Linked DNA regions of Homo sapiens: region 2 is linked to region 1. The links are chromatin contacts, found by Hi-C or POLR2A ChIA-PET in ENCODE. All regions are on one chromosome and are shown on one strand. Each heading gives the region's core, a stretch centred on a gene start or an enhancer-like site at or near the end of the contact. The rest is flanking DNA. Distances are from core to core; before and after follow the strand shown. Region 1 overlaps NIN (ninein). Region 2 has its middle 50 kb from the start of TMX1.

Region 1 (7,491 bases), core at 3,229-5,728:
ACTGGGAGAGGAATGAGGCGGGTGTTTGTTATTTCCCCTGGCTGCAGCTGGCTTATCTACTCTGAGTGGTCATTCTCCCTGACACCATATTTTAACTTTCTTTTTATTATGAGTGCAAGACCTCTGGTCAAGCATCATACATGTGCATGGTGGTTTATCCTGATTTGGAAGGGGAACATTATCGAAGCTCTGGAGTTTCTCTTCTTGGGACAGATGAGATGTGAAATAACAAATGTGGCGTGTGAGCAACCCAGCTGTCATTTCTAAGGCCCGAAGGCATAGTATTTTCTTCATCTTTTTAACTCTCGAATCAGATGTTTTCCCCACGTGCTCTGTAGAGACTGTCACTCACTTCCACATTACTCCAGTGGAGGGTTGAAGCAAGGTTTCTCTACTGTCCCCTGCTCATAACCAAGCATTTGGCTTATGGAATAAAACCTAGATCATTAAACTAGGTCAGGTTGGACTGCCTCAAAGCCACCTTCCTCTGATTGGTGTGTCTCATAATAAGCTTTCCAGGGATGGGGTCTGAGACACCTCCAGGCAAGCTGGGCTTGTCTGCTTTCCTTTGAAGCCCACTTTAATTTTTGTAGTGATGCCAAATAGGAGAAATGGAAAATGGGAAAGAAGGAAAAATGACTCAGAAGCTTAACAATCCAGGGAGAATCATAAATACACTTTCAAGGAACTCAAACACTGAAACACTGAAAGCATGGCAGTCATTTATACTTTGTTTTGATAGCATTTCTTTTTGTTTTGTTTCGTTTCTGTTTTTGAGATGGAGTCTTGCCCTGTTGCCCAGGCTGGAGTGCAGTGGCGCAGTCTCGGCTCACTGCAGCCTCTGCCTCCTAGGTTCAACCGATTCTCCTGCCTCAGCCTCCCAAGTTTCTGGGACTACAGTCACGAGCCGCCACGCCTGGCTAATTTTTGTATTTAATAGAGTCCAGGTTTCGCCATATTGGCCAGGCATTTCATGTCCCTTCTTGGAGCTGGTGATTGGAGCAGATACTCTCACCTGTGGAAGCTCTGTGATGTCAATAATTTCGTTTCTTAATAAACCAAAAGCCTCCATGTTATCTGACATAGATAAGATTATTCCAGAATGACACCCTGAAAAATAAAGGTTCCATCTGGATGTGCTCAGAAAGTAAATAAACGTAGCCCCAGGGTTGCAGTTTTGGATCTCTTCCATTAGGCATGGTCAGAAAGGGTCAAGGCATTCTTTAACTTGAGTGGGTAAGAGTGTCTTATAATCCCCATGGTTCGGTGGACATCTGCTGTTCAGTTCTAAATCTCTGATTGAGATTGATGAGGAGAATCATAGTGTTTTCAGCGCTTAACCTAGCAAGGGCTGTTGACCGTGAATGTTCTCTCTGAACATCGTTAGCTTTGCTGTCTCTGTTCCCATCGTATCATGTTAAGTGCAATGAGGCGGATGCTCTAAATGGGAGAGGGATGTCTGAGTGTGTCATTCTTAGAGGTGACTATTTTTAAATGGTGTGATTAGTCCACTTCGTTATTGGTCACTTGCATGGTTTGGAAAATAAAGTGATGAGAAAACTTTAACCCATTTTTCTTTGTGTGTGCTAATGTCTTTATTCCAAAAAGGTTACATAGTTTAATAGATGTCTCTAGAAATTGACTTTATCATGTTCGTACGTTCTATGAAGGATATTAACTTAAAGTTTGCTTAAATTGGTTATTATAATAAGATAATGAAATAAACAATTTAATGCCTGGCAATGCAAAAATAAATGAGTAAATAAACCAAAACTCCACAGGGTCCCTGCTGGCTCACAATCTGTTACCTTTTATTGCTTAGAAAAAGAGCTGTTTTGAATCCACCACTGCATCTACCCTATGCACTACGTGGGGTAGTGAGTAGTAAACAACCAGGGAACCATTTCATCCACCGGTAGGTTTGGGATTAGATCACAATGGATTTTTAAAAGATAGTTGTTTTCTCCCACTGCTTTTTTTTTTTTTTTTTTTAACCTCTGAATAAGTGCAGCATGCAATAAGAGCTCCTTCGCCACTTCCATCCCCAGGACACAACTTTGTTCTTATACTGGGAAAATACTGTGGTTCATTATCCAAGGTTCTAAGTGTTCCTTTTAATCTTTTCCAAACCCCTATAGTCACTAATGGTGTATCTTGTTGTCTGCCACCAAAATTTAAGAATATGTAATAAATTAAGGATGGTTCTGCATTGCCTCTTATCTGACTAGCATCTGTGGGTGTCAGCTGCCAACAAGTAGCTCGGGTGTCTGGGCCGCTCCTGAATGGTCACAAGCTGACACACTGTCTTCTGATAAAAGGTACCTTCAAATATGCATGCAATTTTCAGTATAAATTTTGTATGCTTAAACACTTCCTGTAAGAGAATCACTCGACCTAATAAAATGACTTCACTGGGACTTTTTTAAAGCTGGATATAAATATCACTAGAAATTATATAGCTACCATAAATACTTCACTCTGAGCTTTGCTGAGCATGTTCAGAATGTGTCTGGCCACATTTGTGAAGATAGTGAAATCCGAGCTTGTCCCAGAGGGAAGGACATGGCGGGGAGGTGTTTAGTCAAAGAGGGTCGCCAGTCCTCCCTGGGAAACTGTAAAGTAATGGCTAAACCCCAGCATGGTTTCAATGGTGATAAAGGAACGGTCGTTCTTTTAGTTCTTATCTAATCAACTATTGTCGTTTTTATAATACGTGTACATAATCTCATTTAAAAGTCTACATGTCTGAGTTCAGACATACCTTGCTAAGACTCATGTTCAAACAGAATACATATCTGTTCTCGAGAGAGTATGAATATGTGGACAGCAAGACAACAGAAATCAAAGCATTGTCATCTTTTGTACTTTAATGAAACATTTTATTCTGATGCTGTACAAGGTGCTAAAAAATCTATAGCTGAGATAACATTTGAATAGAGTGAAGTATTTATTTTATTGCTTTAAAGCTCCAATTGTAGAAAAAGCTTAGCCTGTAGTTGTGGCGGTGGAGGTGGTGGTGGTGGTGGTGATGGCAGTGGTGATGGCAGCAGTGGTGGTGATGGTAACGGGGAAGGTGGTCAGTGTTGAACCTGAGACAAGTGATGTCAAAATGCTGAAGTCCTTCTTTAAGATCAAGAGATGACTCTCACCTCATGCACATTCCTTTTTATTTTGTACAACACCGATGCTTACAAAGAGATAAAATAATACAATTTTTTTTACTGTGGTTTCACATTTGCTATTTTATTTTACTGTTTTTAATTTTACAATGAGATCTTGATGCCGGGTTTCATATACGTAACTAGCTGTCATTAATTGCTTAGAATGTGTTGTGTCCGTTTCTTTGTTTTGTCATCTGCTTGTCTGATAGATCAGAGAGTGGAATGGTTAACAGAGGAATCACTGAGGTAGGGGAGGGTGTTTCAGACTAATTGATGTGGATACTGAGTATACAGTGCTGATTTGGTGTCTGTTGTATTACCATTTTCTAAGACTTCCTCCAAGGTGTCTCTTTGTTAATATGATGTCTCCCCATCCTGCTGGAAAACCCAGCTTAATAAACAGAACAAATGTGACCCCTCACCTTTTCCTGACCTTAATCCTCTGCAATTAAGTCAGATCCCTTGCTGCCATTGTTGGATTGCTCCCGTCATGTGCAGATATATACTCACGGTCCCATAAATCGTTCAGAATTAGAAGGCGTGCTCTGCATCTGACCTGATGGCTCATATACACCCACAGCCACCACAATTGGCAAACAGTGGTGGTTTATTTTGAGGTTGGTATAAGAGGCTGTGTCCGATGGCTGTGAGTGGCAGCTAAGAACTGAGATTCTCATGTCATGTGGCCTCAACTCTTGTCTCCTCTCTCAGACTGCTCACTAGAAGCTCAGCCCAAATATGTTAGAGGTGGGAAGCGTTACGGACGAAGGTCCTTGCCCGAGTTCCAAGAGTCCGTGGAGGAGTTTCCTGAAGTGACGGTGATTGAGCCACTGGATGAAGAAGCGCGGCCTTCACACATCCCAGCCGGTGACTGCAGTGAGGTAAGGAATCGGGCATGCACGTTCATCTGGATCATGAGTGTGGAGCCCCACGTCAGTGCAGCACAGAGACAGGGGAGCTGAGGGGGTTGATGGCACGATGTGGGCTTTTCTCAGTTACCAACTCCTTGCTAATCTTATTACTTGCCTTTTGGACATATATAATGTTTCTATCTTTTGAATGTTTTTACCTCGTTTCAGCTTTTGGAGAGCTGACATTTCTGTGCATGCGTCATGTACACATTTAGAGTTCAGGTATTTCCACATCATCTGAGGTCTCCCACTTCTAGTTCTTGAATATCTCTCTCCTCTATAGCATGATCATTTTTAGTTATTTAAAAGGCGAACCAGCTCCTCCCCCTCCCTTGCCCCAAACTATAAAACAGCATCTGTAGCAGGAAATGAAAGCAACGCGTTCAGGCATTTTGAAAGCCTGCATCTTATCTTTTGTAGTGTGATAAAGCAGCTCGAACACTTGGTTTTTGCCTCAAGATACTGAGCCTGGGGTGCTTTCCAGTGCCCAGCAGTTGCCATGGTTCTTTCTGCTGGATTCCTTGCACCCAGGCCTGTCTCGTTCTCCAGCATGTGGAGAGTCGCCAGCCTCCCTCATCCCCCATCTTTTCATTTTGCATATTGCCATAATCTACCAATAAAGGAGGTTCAGTAACATTTTCTTTATTCTTTCTTTATGGCTCATTTACCAGCATCCCATTTATAGAACATGATTGAAAATGCCATGCTGAGCAAGCTGTAAATATTTCTTGCAAATCCCAGCTCAGACTGGGGCTACAGATATTTCAGATACTAATATAAATTGGAAAAGAAACAAAGCGCCTCAACTTTCTGAAAGTGGTCTGTAGATTGCCAGTGGACTCTGTGTGTGTGTGTGTGTGTGTGTGTGTGTGTGCGCGTGCACCTGTGTGTTCATTGTGGTCTAACATCCATGTTCAGCTTACTGAAATCTACAGGAAGCTTGCTCCCAATAATGGCCCCAGCAATCAGACATCCAGTGTCCTCCTCAACTTTCCAGAATACCCCAAAATCCAAAAATAACAAAAAAGAGCCCAAGTGTTGAGCCCAAGTGTTGGCAATAAATACGGAAATTTATAAGGACACATGACCAGTCTGCTGATCGGGGTCTGCATCATTTTTTTTTAAAAAAACAAATGACACTTGTCCTTCACCACAAGTGAAGCAGCAGTGGCAGAAATGTTATTGAGAAGAGAGGGAGAAAAGCAACTAAAAGAGAGAAGAGAGAAAAAAAAAACCCACAAAAGTGGTATAAGAGTAGTGTGGATGAGAAGTGACAGCTGAAAATAGAAAAAGCCAAAAGCAGAAAAAGCTGAGAACAGTTTCAGGAGTCCTTCTCCTTTCTTGGGTCTCTTTGCGAATTGAGATAGGGGTCTTTCCCCAGTAAAACACATATACTCATATGCACAAAAATTTTACATATACAATCTCAGGGATGCAAGTAATTTACATACTTCAGTTAGTACAGTGTTCGTAATAGTTTTCTTATTGTCAGGAAGGGTATCATAAAGTCTGTTCTATAACCCTGAGTGGTGTGGAATGTACTTCTTTATGAAAAAAATGGTTAAATGTCTCAGTACTTGAGCAGGTAAGTTTTTGTTATTTGGAAAACACTTTTAAGTTTAATAACTCATTTCCCCAACTATTTCAGTCCCCAGGGTATTATTTGGTACTAAGAAAGTAAATGCTTACTTTTTTTTTGACATGAGTTTCTAGTCCTCATCTAGGAATACGCAGAAAGCTGTTGGGCAGAGCTGACTTTGTTGCTGGCAACATGTTTCTTATATCCTTGTTATATGTTATCTACTGGTGCCCAGGGAGATTTACTATTTTTAAAGTGAGACTTTGATTTCATGTATAAATAAAGATAAGAGTTGAGGCCTGAGCCTGGGCAAAATCTTGTGGCTTATGTCTCAGTAAAATGGTATTTTGGGAGTATCATTTCACCCTTGATGTACTTACAACTTCCCTTAACTCCTCCAGAAACCTCTTAGATATGACCTCTTGATGCTATACACAGAAGCTGTAGCATTCACCACCCTCCATCAGCAGAACTGCAAATAGAGGCCCGGAGAGGGTCATTTCTCTGGATTTCTGTTCTCAGCGAGGACTCCAACTGACTCAACTTCGCTATTCTGTTATATCCCACACCAGAGCAATGCCTGTAGGAATACAAGATAACACCTTTGTACCACACCTTTTTTAATTACCAAAAGTGGACTCACACCAAAGCTCATCCAACTGCTTTCTTGCCTAAAAAGAAAGTGTTTTGTAAGCTGAATTGTGCCTGTCAGTTTTCAAATCACTTCATCTCTTTAAAAAATTAAGTTTCAGTGCTGGGCATGGTGGCTCATGCCTCCCAGCACTTTGGGAGGCCAAGGCAGGAGGATCACTTGAGCCCAGGAGTTCAAGACCAGCCCGGGCAACATAATGAGACCTTGTTTCTACGAAACTCAAAAAAATTAACTGAGCATGGTGGTGCATGCCCTTTGGTCCCAGCTACTGGGGAGGCTGAGGTGGAAGGATTGCTTGAACCCAAGAGACAGAGGTTGCAGTGAGCCGAGATCGTGCCACTGCACTCCAGCCTGGGTGACAGAGCAAGACCTTGTCTCCAAAAAAAAAGTAATAGCTTCACACAAGACATTTTCGATGTTCCTGTTGGCGGTTAAAAAAGGCAAAGCCCAGCTTTGCACAGCAGCTGTGGTTATGGGTCACACTCACTGCCTTCACACCTGTGTATGCAGGAATCTTGTGGTACAGCCTTGTCAATGCATCAGTCTTGTTACTTACTGTTATGGCAAGACAGCATTCCTGTTTCTGGTCAGTTTCCATATTAGGCTTAGCAGTTGAGGGCCATTCTGTTGGCCTATAGAAGTTCATGCAATGGGCAGCACAAGCTTGCTCTGGAAACCTCTGTCCCTTCTACAGAAGCTGTGCAGGTCTCTTAGGAGACCCAGTGATCTTGCCTGTTCTAGAGTGGCCCCCAGCTGCAGAGTGTGGGAAGGAAAAAAAATTCTCAATGACGTGTGGGATTGATTTCTTCCTCTTATAATGAATTCTGAATCTGACAGATCTTGTTTTTTGTTTGTTTGTTTTGTTTTGTTTTGTTTTCTTGAGATGGAGTCTCGCTCTGTCGCCCAGGCTGGAGTGCAGTGGCGCAACCTCGGCTCGTTGGAAGCTCCGCCTCCCAGGTTCAAGCAATTCTCCACCTCAGCCTCCCTACTGGCTGGGTTACAGGCACATGCCACCATGCCTGGCTAATTTTTGTATTTCTAGTAGAGACGGGGTTTCACCATCTTGGCCAGGCTGGTCTTGAATTCCTGACCTCATGATCCACCTGCCTCGGCCTCCCAAAGTGCTGGGATTACAGGCGTGAGCCACCGCTCCCGGCCTCTGACAGTTCTTTATTGTACTGCTGGCCG
Region 2 (7,491 bases), core at 3,614-6,113, 400 kb before region 1:
TGTTGCTTATCTGAAATTACAATTTAGTAGGGTGTCCTGTATTTTTATCTGCTAAATATGGCAACCACAGGTAAGAAGAGAAGCCAAAAAAATCTCATCTGCTTATTTTTCTAAAGCCATGGAACAATCCCAACCACTTTACCCAGAAAAGAGAATGTAACCCAGATAAAAACAACTGGCACTGAGCTGGGGGTTCTTCCTAATTTTATGGGGACCAAAATTAACTGATAAGAGATGAGAAACAGACTAGGGAAGTGTCCCAAACCTAGGAGAAAAAGAGGGAGAGAAAGAGGGAGAAACCAAGAAGGCAGAAGAGAAGAAAATACAAGGAAGAGAAAAGATAGCAAGAAAGGGAGAGGACAGAGGAAGAGAGAAAGAAGCCAAGAGTAGAAGGAAGATACAGCCCATAGGAGAGGACACAGCCATTGTCACCAGCTTAGCAGGAGCAGAATGGAGCCAAAGCCCATCAGAAGGAAACCATGTGGCCATGCCAGCCCCAGCTCCAAAGCAAAAATATCTTCAATCTCAAGAACCATGATCAGATGCTTATCAGAACAAGACTGTAGTAAACTTAACATCCTGTCTTCAAAGAAAGAGTATTGGACAAGCATTTATATCTGCACTTCATATTCATGCCATAGGCCCAGAGTGATTTTTTTTGTTAAGGAGAAAAGCTTCTGCAGTATCCCCTGTATTCATCTTCTCTGAAATAAGCTTCTGTAGATATGTAACAAACATCTTTTCTTATTCGTGGCTTTAGGAAACTGTTGCAATAAAATGTACCAGAGTAGAGTAGTAACACCCCAAAAAAGGAAATCAGAGATTTTGATACCACATATCACAAATATATCCTAGAACTTAATTTTCCTACATAGCAGAAGCATTAGACATCTCATTTACGTTATAATAGTAACAAGAAATAAGCATGTAACTCCATCCAGGGAGTTCAAGCAAATGAGGAAACTGAAGACAATCACAGAAACTTTAGAAAACATCTGATCCAAATAGTTCTCTTAGCAGATAAAAAGACTAACTACTAGGTCAAATCTTATGTAGGTCAAGTGTTAGGAGGCTTGGGTCAGTTAGGAAACCATGGTTGCAGACCCTCACCAGTCTACTCTAGCATGATTTCCAACCAGCAGCATCTTCTTTTATCCGAGGGCAAGAACTCTTGCTGCTGGAACCCACTTTGTGAAGTCAGCAGGCCTGAAAATTAACACCCGCAGGATCAGCCCTCAAGTCCTCCCTCACTCTTTAGCTGGGACAACTCTGAGGAGTGGGATCTATGCTGGCTCCCAAAGGTCCTCCGGTGGCAGTGGGATTGAGCTCAGCCTCCCACATTGATAGCTGGTGTGGTAACACACCCTGTATTGGCTACCTAACCCTTCTTGGTCTCATCTCCTCACTCTCTTATCAGTGCTCCTTTCACCTCCCAAATAAACTACCTGCACTTGAATAGCCTGCCCCTGGAGAACCCAAATGAACTCAGTCAGATTTCTGGAAGTGTGGTGTATCTACAAATTTCTGACTAATGTAGTATATTATTAGAATGCAATTTGTTAATAAATCTCATTTTGTTATACTTTGGTAATATTATGCATTATAACAATTTCACTTTTTTTTCCAATGAGCTTTTATAGATAGTACCTTAACTTGGGGTTCTTTCATTCATATATATGTGTGTGTGTGTGTGTGTGTGTGTGTGTGTGTGTGTGTGTGTATGTATATATATATATATATATATATATTTTTTTTTTTTTTTTTTTTCCTGAGACAGTCTCACTCTGTTGCCCAGGCTGGAGTGCAATGGTGCATGATCTCGGCTCACTGCAGCCTCCACCTCCCGGGTTCCAGTGATTCTCCTGCCTCAGCCTCCTGAGTAGCTGGGATTACAGGCACCTACCACGAGGGCTGGCTAATTTTTGTATTAGTAATAGAGACAGGGTTTCACTGTGTTGGCCAGGCTGGTCTCAAACTCCTGACCTCAAGTGATCCGTCCACCTCGGCCTCCCAAAGTGCTGGGATTATAGGTGTGAGCCACCACGTCTGGCCCACTTATATATTTTTTAGATGAATTTGTGAATTAGTAAAATATCAACTGATAAGAAAAGTGAAACTTTACTATTAGTAGATAGGTATCACTAGGCCCTTAAGGAAAAACAAGAAGAAAAACAAAACTACTTTTGAAAAAAAAAAAGTGAGGCGAGGCAGACATGGAAGAGCCTGAAGTCCATTTAAGGACTCTGGCATAATTGAAGTTGCTAATTACTTCTTATAGCAGCTAAATGGGCTAGGTTACCTTTGCCTGTGTCCTACTAAATCACTGCGTAAAAACTGTTCTAGAATTGGAAAGTTCTGAGGGTTGTTTGAACTCTAAAAATTTCTTAGTAGCTACAGTATTCAGGCACTCCACTTCTTGGTCAAGAGGAATGGATTTAGAAATGTTAGGAGGAAAAAGACACTTTATTCAAGGTGCTATGGGGTAGATGATTAATATATTTTTGGCTGCCTTACACCTTGGAATGCCCTTCCTATGTGAAGAATTACCTATTTTGTGAGTCCTGGCTTTCCCATGACAGAAGCCAGGACTCTTTCCCACCTCCTCCTATGCAACTAGGCACCAGCAAGTGACTGAGGTCCCCCCAATCAAGCACACTCATGCAACACCTCATTGCACAACCTGGTGACCCACGTAAGTTGGTGCTACATAGATACCCCAAGTTTATTTGCTATGTATACATATATATTATTTTATACAAGTTTCACAATTATATAAGAATAATGAGGCCTTAACCAATCTTATCCCTGAAAACTTATATTTATTCAGCCTTCTTGAAGGTCAAGAGGTATCCTTTCCTTCCCAGGCTTCCTTTATCATCTTACCAACACTGAGGTGAACTATCAGCAGAATAGGGAGGTGGGTGGTGGTGGTATTGTCTATCCGGAGTTGGGGATTAGGGAGGGAGATGACCATGAGAAAAGGGGTCTGAGTCTCACTGAAAGACTATCTATGAGGTCCATCTGGGCAGGGAGGAATGAGGGCAAAAGAACTAAAGGGCTTTATGTCCTCCAGGGATGTAAAGAAGAGGTGAGGGGCAGTGAAGACTGGGAAGGATAGAGGGGTGGGAGGTGGTAGTCACAGCAGGGAATTCCGGACTTAACACAAGTCTGTCTCAACCTTTTCCTTGATGGTATGTATATATCTATTTTTTTCTTTCATTTTAATTGTTAATGAGATCTAGGTATCACTTCCTTGGGGGAAGTAAGTTCTTTCATGTTAGCAGCCCATATCACTTCACTATATTCTGCTTACAAAGGGGTTTATTCATTTAATGGTTTATTTGCTCAGATTGACTCTTAATACTTGTACAGGTAGTTTTTCCAGGCTTGCTTGCATATGGCTCTGAGGTGACATTTGATTGACAGCTCTGCTATACAACAATAGTGGGAGACCTATAGGATTACAAGGGAAGGGAAGAAGAGAACTAGGGTTTATTGAGCACCCACTATACATTTGACATTTTCAGCATATAATTTTCTTTACTTCTAATAACTCATGAGAGTTTATTATACCAGTTTTTAGAAATGAGAAACCTGAAGTTCAAAGAGATTATATAACTTATCCAAGATCACTGATTTAGCAAGTCTACGCCCTTGCCACTCTACTTGGTGGACACACCCATGAGGATGCTGCCATTCAGACTGAATTGAACTTCCTCTATAAAATTCTGGGGATGTCAAAGGTAACCTCATGTAACCAGATCAAATAAAATAATGTATGCATTTAGTACAGTGCCTGGCACATAGTAGATGTTGAATCACACACGTGGCCTTGCTTGGGAAACACGTAAGAATTTTCTGTGTGTAACCATGAAAAGATAAAGCTTTAATGGTGTTTGCTTTTGCACTGAAGCCAAAGATCTATGAAACTGACTTGTCTGCTTGATCAGGCTCCCCGAACTGCAAGTGGATACCCTAGGCCAATTGCTCCATTTTGGTATTAAGTAAAGAATTATCATATTAAGTAAAAAAAAAAAAAAAGTGACATCTACCTTGAAGAAGTATAAAGAAAAAAAACAGGCCAGGTGTGGTGGCTCACGCCTGTAATCTCAGTGCTTTGGGAGGCCAAGGCAGGCAGATCACCTTAGGTCAGGAGTTCGAGACCAGCCTGGCCAGCATGGTGAAACCCTGTCTCTACTAAAAATACAAAAATTAGCTGGGCATGGTGGCCCATGCTGGTAATCCCAGCTACTTGGGAGGCTGAGGCAGGAGAATTGCTGGAACCTGGGAGGCAGAGGCTGCAGTGAACCGAGATCACTGCATTCCAGCCAAATAATATAACAACTGACTTTTCTTTGTTGCCCCAGAAGGTAAACAAGGGCAAATAAGTGGAAGTTACAGAAAGGCAGACTCCAACAATATTTAGAGAGACATTCTAGTTGTCACATGTTCCCCCAAAAAATGAAGGCCACTGAATATGTCCAGGCTGACCAGGGAGCCATCTGGCCAAAGTGGAATGTGACAGGATCCTGTGCTGGGCTGGATATTGGACTACAATAATCTGATGTAGTGTCCTTGCCAAATTTCTGTGGCTTTTTTGTAGGCTGGGGAGAACAGTTCTATTTACTTCCTGGGTAATTTCAGGACATCTCAACCTTGGAATTTATATGAATTTTGCTTGATGGAAGATGGTTTTCCTCTTTAAAAGCCACTTTTCCCACTTGTCTTTCCCTGCACCTTTGAGGGAGGAACCGTGTTGAGCATCTGCTCCCGGATTTATGTCCTGTCCTCCAGCTATGAAGAACACCCCCGTTCCTATGGGGGCGGGAGGTTTGGCTCTCCTTTTAGAAATTCCCTTCTGTGCTGCACTAATCACACCCTCGGTACATTTCACATCTTATTTTTAGGAACAAAGTATAAAGAATCCCAGCACCAACAGCAGTTTCTGTGGCAACCTGCATCGCCCCCCTTGCTTGTCCAGCTGTGCAGAATTAAATTCTAAAAGAGGCCATTTTACATCATGTGAAGGAGATCCACAGCGAAGGTTCTCTTTAAATGAAGGTGTTCTTCTAAGTTAAGAGGGAACTAGATGGGAATTAGGTTGGGGGGTAGGTGGTTGAATAAAAGAACTGGAACTTTTACTTAGAACTCGAACTCTTATAAAATCCCAGGTGTGCACAGGCATGCTCTAGTTGCCCTGATTTTTTTCCACAGGACATCATTTCAGAAACAAAAATAGCATTTAGACCAATGAAAACTAGGTTTGAATATTTATATCAGAAGAGTTTGTTGATAAGTTCCTTCTCACCCCCTCCCTTCATGGGGTCTTTCTGCATAACCTTCTAGGCTAGAGCAGATTACAAATTGACATGCTTCTCATCTTCTCTTGAATAGTTCTTTCAAGCTGCTATGCCAGCTACCAGGAGGAGCTCACCAAACTCCCTCTCCCTAGCACAAGCAACACAGGGATTGTCTTCCTGGGCCAGGCCTAAAGGTGGGCCTATTAAAGCAACTCCCTAAGAGTGTAATTTGGCGGACACCAACAGACTATGAAAATAATCCCCCCAAGGCCTTTTCATGTCTCAGTTATCATTGTAACCACTGTTCTGGGATAATTTGCTTCCATATGATTCTAGAAAATTGTGAATATGCTTCTGCAAGGAGTAATATTTTAGAATCAAATCTATATTTATTTTTGTTTGCTTCTAAGAAAACATGAGGTAGCCCATATTTAAAAAGATCTTTACCCTTAGACCATTATTATAGATACCACAGAAAGAGTTAAACATGCCCTGAACACAGACTAATATTATTACTATGCTTAAACATTAATTGAGCTCTAAGTTTCCTGAAGCTGGCCAAATAAAATTATTATTAGAATTTATTATACAATTATCACCTATTAAAAGAAAAGACATCAGTTTGTCTATACCTACTATACCTACTTGGTAATTTTGCCTAAGGCCAGTCCTAGGAAAGAGAGATTTTTCCGGTACTAAATTCTTAAAAGAGATTATTATATGTAGGCAACAAAAGAATGCACTTTTGTTCAACAGTCAGGAAAAGATGAAAATTATTCTTCACATGGCCAGTTATTATATTAACTTTTGAGAAACCTGAAGTTATAACCTCAAAATAATACACAGTGAAGCCACCAGTGTAATTCATTAAAACATTTAACAGTCAAAATACATTAACTCAATCTACTTAAGCAGATTAGCTCCAGGAATGTTTTGGAGGAAAAAAGGCTCTAAGGGAATGTGACATAAAAAGCTAGATTTTGATAGTAACAAGTGGCAATGATTGTCAATTTATGAGGTCTATATTACAGATTCATTAGAGAAACAGAGCCAATAGGATACACACACACATGGATGGATAGGTAGGTAGATAGATAGATAGATAGATAGATAGATAGATAGATAGATAGATAATTTATTATGGGAATTGACTTACATGATTATTGAGGCCAAGATGTGTCATATGATCCATCTGAAAGCTAGAGAAGTAGGAATGCTGGTGATGTAATTCAGTCCAAGTCTAAGCCCTAAGAACCTGGGCTGGGATTGGGGCGTGGGGTGCTAATGTAAGTCCTGGAGTCTGAAAACCCTAGAACCTCTAACATCTGTGGGTAGGAGAAGATGGATGTCTCAGCTCAAGAAGAGAGAAGTAATTTACCCTTCCTCTGTTTTTTTGTTCTCTTTGGGCCCTTGATAGATTGGATGATGCCCACTCACATTGGTGAGGGCATTTTCTTTACTCAGTCTACTGATTCAAATGCTAATCTTTTCCAAAAACACCCTCACAGGCACACCAAGAAATAATTTTACCAGCTATTTGGACATCCCTTAGCCCAGTCAAGCTGATACATACACTAACCATCACAGCAGTGGTCCCCAACCTTTTTGGCATCAGGGACCAGTTTCATGGAAGATAATTTATCCACAGACTGTGGGGAGGGAGATGGTTTCAAGATGATTCAAGTACATTACATTTATTGTGCACTTTATTTCTATTATTATTACATTGTAATATATATATAATGACATAATTATACAACTCACCATAATGTAGAATCAGTGGGAGCCCTGAGCTTGTTTTCCTGCAACTAGATGGTCTCATCTGGGGGTTATGAGAGACAGTGACAGATCATCAGGCATTGAATTCTCATAAGGAGTATGCAACCCAGATCCCTCACATGTGCAGTTCACAATAGGCTTTGCACTCCTATGAGAATCTAATGCCACTGCTGATGTGACAGGAGGCAGAGCTCAGGCAGTAATGCAAGTGATGGGGAGAGGCTGTAAATAGAAACAAAGCCTTGCTTGCTTGCCCACCACTTGCCTCCTACTGTGTGGCCCAGTTCCTAAAAGGCCGTGGACCAATACCAGTCCATGGCCCAGGAGTTGGGGACCCCTGCATTATAGGATCATAAAATATAGTGGGAGTGAGGCTGAGAATTGAGCATGAGGAACTGATTTTTTTAAAGAA

The links. Hi-C counts contacts between places; a loop is a spot of excess contacts on that map. ChIA-PET counts read pairs that join two places held with the same protein, here RNA polymerase II (POLR2A). Pooled maps may share reads with other maps.
Region 2: a loop to region 1 is called in a map with no recorded cell type, with 3 times the contacts of the local background. The contact joins two enhancer-like sites. A Hi-C loop is called at or near these places in 2 of 37 single-sample maps with no recorded cell type and 2 of 50 pooled maps. POLR2A ChIA-PET finds 5 or more read pairs at or near these places in 1 of 52 experiments (PC-3).

Annotation. Positions count from the first base shown.
Region 1 is chr14:50,789,263-50,796,753 of GRCh38, reverse strand. NIN (ninein) reads left to right here. Exons shown (of 31, transcript NM_020921.4): 5 at 3,873-4,042. Among named protein-coding and RNA genes, the nearest start is that of NIN, 38 kb to the left of the region's middle. RefSeq lists enhancers at 4,629-4,678, 6,045-6,184, 6,625-6,734, 7,065-7,114, 7,155-7,204 and a silencer at 5,421-5,480. Within about 2 kb of position 4,478, at least 11 of the 41 ENCODE cell types and tissues checked have a DNase peak (open chromatin) inside an H3K27ac peak, as active enhancers do.
Region 2 is chr14:51,186,088-51,193,578 of GRCh38, reverse strand. No RefSeq gene overlaps it. Among named protein-coding and RNA genes, the nearest start is that of TMX1, 50 kb to the left of the region's middle. Within about 2 kb of position 4,863, at least 3 of the 41 ENCODE cell types and tissues checked have a DNase peak (open chromatin) inside an H3K27ac peak, as active enhancers do.